Regions from separate parts of the Homo sapiens genome. Here region 2 is linked to region 1. A link is a loop called in an ENCODE intact Hi-C map of the cell type or tissue named here. Cell type or tissue: B cell. All regions are shown on one strand. Links, peaks and the distances in the headings refer to the core of each region. The heading gives the core; the rest is flanking DNA.

The links. Hi-C counts contacts between places; a loop is a spot of excess contacts. Peaks named below come from ENCODE experiments on the same cell type or tissue, not always from the same donor. Only the 100,000 strongest peaks of a DNase experiment are listed, where the experiment ranks them.
Region 2: it touches region 1 in a loop (2.8-fold over the local background); 4 of 110 quality-filtered maps call a loop at or near these places.

The regions. Positions count from the first base shown.
Region 1 is chr17:60,600,238-60,603,137 of GRCh38, forward strand. It overlaps PPM1D (protein phosphatase, Mg2+/Mn2+ dependent 1D), which reads left to right. Exons shown (of 6, transcript NM_003620.4): 1 at 1-649. The coding sequence starts at 178. Among named protein-coding and RNA genes, the nearest start is that of PPM1D, 1.5 kb to the left of the region's middle. RefSeq lists enhancers at 1-865, 26-75. In B cell, for the core only: CTCF peaks have their summits at 1,082 and 1,285; DNase peaks (open chromatin) are centred at 1,094 and 1,874; H3K4me3 peaks cover 2,500 bases; H3K27ac peaks cover 1,118 bases.
Region 2 is chr17:60,138,534-60,141,433 of GRCh38, forward strand. No RefSeq gene overlaps it. Among named protein-coding and RNA genes, the nearest start is that of CA4, 10 kb to the right of the region's middle. RefSeq lists enhancers at 523-1,056, 1,591-2,124, 2,781-2,900. In B cell, for the core only: CTCF peaks have their summits at 1,526 and 1,728; DNase peaks (open chromatin) are centred at 759 and 1,438; H3K4me3 peaks cover 730 bases; H3K27me3 peaks cover 2,500 bases.

The DNA.
Region 1 (2,900 bases), core at 102-2,601:
GCCCAGCTCTCGCGGACAAGTCCAGACATCGCGCGCCCCCCCTTCTCCGGGTCCGCCCCCTCCCCCTTCTCGGCGTCGTCGAAGATAAACAATAGTTGGCCGGCGAGCGCCTAGTGTGTCTCCCGCCGCCGGATTCGGCGGGCTGCGTGGGACCGGCGGGATCCCGGCCAGCCGGCCATGGCGGGGCTGTACTCGCTGGGAGTGAGCGTCTTCTCCGACCAGGGCGGGAGGAAGTACATGGAGGACGTTACTCAAATCGTTGTGGAGCCCGAACCGACGGCTGAAGAAAAGCCCTCGCCGCGGCGGTCGCTGTCTCAGCCGTTGCCTCCGCGGCCGTCGCCGGCCGCCCTTCCCGGCGGCGAAGTCTCGGGGAAAGGCCCAGCGGTGGCAGCCCGAGAGGCTCGCGACCCTCTCCCGGACGCCGGGGCCTCGCCGGCACCTAGCCGCTGCTGCCGCCGCCGTTCCTCCGTGGCCTTTTTCGCCGTGTGCGACGGGCACGGCGGGCGGGAGGCGGCACAGTTTGCCCGGGAGCACTTGTGGGGTTTCATCAAGAAGCAGAAGGGTTTCACCTCGTCCGAGCCGGCTAAGGTTTGCGCTGCCATCCGCAAAGGCTTTCTCGCTTGTCACCTTGCCATGTGGAAGAAACTGGGTAAGTTCCCTGGCTTGTTTGGCGCCCGCCCCTTTTTCAGGCAGTTCAGGGCTTTTATGGCACCAGCCCCGCGTGGGCCCCCGGCACCCAGAGCGCAACCAAAGTATACACTGATGGAAGTGACTAAAAGCTGTAATAGCGCTTTGCTGGGTGGAGGTCCGGGCAAACCAAGCGGCCTTGGGGAAGATAGGATTGCCGTCTCCCTGCAGCCTATTCTTGCTTTATTTCCATCCTCCAAGGATCAATGGGAAGCAGTCCACTCCCTTCCCTGCTTCACTTTGGTGGCAACCAGAGGAAACGTGTTTGAAACCTGGCGCCAGATTTTGGCCAAAAGATAAATCGATGTTGCACCTGGGCCAGGCGAAGGAAAAACTGTAGTGTTTCCTTAGAGAATCTGTCATAATTCTGCTCCTGAAAGTCTTATCCCTCTCGGTTGCCTCCTACCGGTGGTGTCAGTTCTCCAGATTGACCCGGGATTGCTGGGGTTGGTTGCTGGAGTAAAGCGTAAGCTAATTTAGAAGGGCTGAAACGTAACCATCCGGCAACTTAAAGTTTTGGAAGGAATTCCGTTGTAATGATGGTGAGATGTTTTTAGGATCATAAACCTGTACTGCTTATGAAAACTAAAAACGCGGAACGTGTTGTTACCTCTTAAAAACTGGCCCCGTGTTAAGGGTGTGCGTTAGATTCTGCTTGGGTTTTCTTTTTGGAAATTGCCTTAGCTGATTGCTTTCAGATAGTTCCCAACCGGTTGTTCCTAGTTTAAAAAGTACTTATAAATTGTAACTGCCCATCAAAATAAGAAAAGGCAAGGAATTACTGTATGCTAGAAGGAAATAAAGGTCTTAAATGTCTAAAAATTTCGGTGTAGTTGTAGTTTCATCTAAGTTTTTTTAAATGTTTGTAAAGCAGGCAGGATTTCTGTGCCCAACATTTACAGAATCATCTTACAGCATTATAATTGCTTATCTATTGCAGTGAATAAATGGCATGCATCTTTGTTAGAGCAAAGAAGACAATACTTCCAGTGGTGGGAAAAAACCTTGTTTATGGCAGCATAATAACGTTGCTTTATTTTCAGCAGAGGGATAGAGACATAGAGAAAAGAGTTAGATTTAGCAAATACAGAACATTTTTAGAAAGGTATTGTCATAGAGTTGTAGATTAGCCGGTTTCAAAGTCTGTTTTCCATTTGCTTGGCTTTCTGCCAAGAGTTAGTTGATTGACTCAAAAACCAGCCACTAGGCTTGTTGGAGGCGTTTCCCATCCATCCCAGGGGCCCCTCTTTATGGATTTATTTTGTTTTTGTGTAGGCACCGTAGAGCTGAAAGCACTGTAGTGTATTGTAGAAATATGTGATATCATTGACTGCAGGGCAACGAGAAGTCGACAGCAGCACAAGAGAGGAAGACTAGGCACAGAACTATTTAGAGTGCTGTTTATTTTGCAGTATACTTGGAGTAACATGAATTTGCCATATGTTTGAACTTTAAGGATAAAAAATCTTTAAGGTATAAACTCCGTTACATTAGTATTAAATTTTTTTTTTTTTAAGAGACGGGCAGGGGCGGGGGACGGGTGTGGGCCGCCTTACTTTGTTGCCCAGGCTGGGCAACAAGCGATCCTGGGCTCAAGCGATCCTTCCTCCTCGGCCTCCGAAAGTGCTGGAATTACAGGCGTGAGCTACCCTGCCGGACCTTCAGGAACATTTTTTAATAAAGCAGGGGCCATGCTGTTAAATGTAAATATGTATGGTTTAGTTTTACATACACAGACTTTTCGAATTAAGCTGTCACTCTTATGATGCATAAAGTTTAGAGCCTTATACTCCAGAAAAATGTTAAAGTTTGTTTTGTACCACAGCTAGACCTCAGACTTCGTCCTCAAAGCTTGAAAAAAAAAAAAAAAAAAAAAGTATGCTAATTATTTTGGGAGTCTTGACAAAGGAAACGAAGGTTTAAATTTTTTTTTCAATCACAAATTCTTGGATGGCTCCACATTTTCTGTAAAGTAAACTGTAGTTTGCAATCTGCAGGCCAACCCCTTTCCTGTACATATTCAGCCTCTCCAGTAAATTATATTTGTTACACGAATTTCCATTACATTAGTCTCTACTCACCTTTTTTCAGGACACATGGAAATACTCCATTTCCATTTTCTTGGATTCTGCCTCTCTCACCCTGCCCCCCCAACAAGGAAAACTCAAACAAAAATATATCCATCATGTAGATTCCCAGTCAGTATGTTTTCT
Region 2 (2,900 bases), core at 161-2,660, 460 kb before region 1:
GCACAGTGAGTATAGTCCTCACTGGTCACCCAGAGGACAGGGTGTGGCTCCCTCCACAGTGTAGCTCCCTAGCCCCCAAAAGCTGGACCTGGGCTCTCCCCAGTCACCAGAGATCCCTCTCCTTCGTCCCCAACAAAGTGTTTGGCTGGCTGCAGCAACTGTGCAGACCCTGACTAGTGGACATTCCTAAGTACCAGGGGCTCGCCTTGTGTCCCGCCAGGCTGGTCCAGAAGGCTGTTGCGGGCAGGTGGGATAAGAAATTCAGGAAGCTGAAACAGCCAGAAGGTGGAACCTGGCCGGCTCGGGGGAACTGCCTGTGGAATGGCCCAGCGCTGAATGAGTGGAACAGTGGGTGGGCCTTGAAAGCGAACTCAGGAGATGGGGCGTTGTGTATAGGCAAGTCGCTAACCGGGAGCCCCGCGCCTCATTCCGACTGGATCAGGGGGCCCCGCCTGTCCACGGTCCCCATGCGCGGTGCGCTCCCCCTCCTAGGGCCGTAATTGCCGCAGCCATCCCTACGCGTCTCCAGCCCCCGTCGTCTTTGTCCATTCGGTTCCGAGGCCGCGCTTGGACTGGGGCGCCCACGACTGACCCCGGAGGCACAGCGAACGGGGCAGCTGCAGGGACTCCCTGTCCTGCAGGCGACTGGGCTCCCGCGAGGCAGCAGGTGCCGAGGACTAGCAGCAGATCTGGTGTGCAGAACCCTGGATTCGAGTCCCGGCTTCAGAGACCCTCGGCTGTGTGACGTGGAGGCGTCGGCCGCCCTCTGAGAGCCTTCGTGGATGACAGCTGATGCTTGGGCCTACCTTCCTCGGCTGCTGAGAGGCTCAGAAGGGACCGCGTGTAAAACGCCTTGGAATCTTAAATCTACTTAATTCCATTTACCTGCTTCCCAGAAACGGTCCATGGCTTCCGTCCCGGTCATAGCGCTGCGCAGCGGGACCGTTCTGCCCCGCTGCCCTCGAACAGCCCGTCCGCGCTCCATTGCCCCTCCAGGTGCCGTTATTTTGCCTTTTAACCTGGGGCGGGAGGTTTTAGACGAGGCTGCAAGTCTGGGCCAGCGGGGACCTGAGGGTCCCTTGCAACCAGCACCCGCGACGGTGTCTACACTGGAATTCCAAGGAAAAGAGGGCTCCAGGGGCGCGACCAAGGTTTGGTCTTCTGCTGAGCGCTGCTGGATGAATCGCCAGCCTTCGCCCGCGGCCCCCTCCTCCTCATCCCTGACCCCAACTCGACAAGATCCCCCGAGCGCAGGCCCAAACTCCGCACAGCTTGTGGGCCGTGAGGTCCGGGTCTCGAAGCTCGGTCCCGCTGGGGCTGTCCCTCCGCCTCTACTTCCAGGGTAAAGACCGCGGAACCAGGCGGGGGTCTGGGGAGCCTGGCTGCGACCTCGGCTGCAGGCTTCCGCAGCTGCTTCCAGGGTGCTGTCCACCCCGTGGTGCTGAAGTGCCCCACGCCCCTCCGCCACCTACCGGAAGCCGCGTCCGCGCTACAGCCTCCACTCAGGATTCGACCCGAACTCCAAGACGCGTCCGCACTGGTCCAACAACCCTCATGGATCGTCGCCTGCCTCAACTGTTTAGACCACCGCGGGTTTCACCCGGAAGCACCGGGGAGGTCGGAGCTTGCCTGAGAGGCTCAGCGAAGGTCCATGCCTTGTTCAGTCCCAGGCAGTGCGGGACAGGTGGGCGAAGCTCGAACCCCATGCTCTGTCCCGGCACTGGCAGGAATTCACTTATTATGGAGATAGTCCTCGCTCACTCCAGACCTGTCCTGTAATTGTCTGGGCCCCGGGAAGGTTTCCCTCGGTTTTTAGAATCTCAACCGCGGTGTGGCCATCCAAGCTGTGCCAACGCTACTACCTGCGAAGCAGGAGAGAAAAACCCCTGGAATTCCTCCCGCACATCTTTCACAAAGTGAATATGCCCTTCTTTGACACTGGGTACAGCCACTTCGGGACCAGATTTTTGCTCCTGAGCATATAAAATCACAAGCTTGGGCAGGCACAGTGGCTCATGCCTGTAATCCCAGCGCTTTGGAAGGCCGGGGCGGGCGGATCGCTCGAGCCGAGGAGCTCGAGACCAGCCTGGGCAACATAGTGAAGCCCCGTCTCCACAAAAAACATAAAAATGAGTCGGGAGTGATGGCACTGCACCTGTAGTCCCAGCTACTTGGGAGGCTGAGGTGGGAGGATCACCTGAGCCCAGAAAGTTTCAGTGAGCTATGATCACACCACTGCACTCCAGTCTGGGCAACAGAGCAAGACCATGTCAAAAAAAAAGAAAAGAAAGAAAAACAAAAAGAAAAGAAATGTCTTTCCTTTTTGGAAAGCTTGGATGACCACAAGGGGGTTGAGATTCTAAAAGCCGAGGGAAAGCTTCCCAGGGCCCAGCCTCCCCATACAATTCATAGGACAGGTCTAGAGTGAATGAGGGCTACTATATCCATAAAAAGAAAGAGAAAGGAAAGACAAGACAATATTGCCCAGTGAGTCAAGCATGATCGTAGCACAAAGAAGCAGGGCACTCTTCCCCAGAGCAGGCCAGTTCAGAGAGGCAGTCCAGGGCTATGCCCCAGTATGGCTCCCGCCGTGCTCCTGCGCGGTGTCCCAGGGCCTCCTGGCACCTTCTTATCATCAGCCTGGGGCGAAATGCCAGACCAGATGGTAGAGGCAGAAGTCAAGCAGGCAGGTGCCGTCCAGGGCATTCCAGGCCAGCTGAGTGTGCAGCCAGCGCCCAATTCAGACGGCGCCCCAGGCCAAGGCTGGCCCGCTTAGGGACCGCGCTCGGGCTGGACGTCGCGCTCAGCGCGCAGGGCCCCCATGGACGTCGCGCCGCTGACCTAGCTGTCAGACATCGCCACGAGGAGTAGGCAGGCTCGGGAGGCCGAAACGCTGTGCT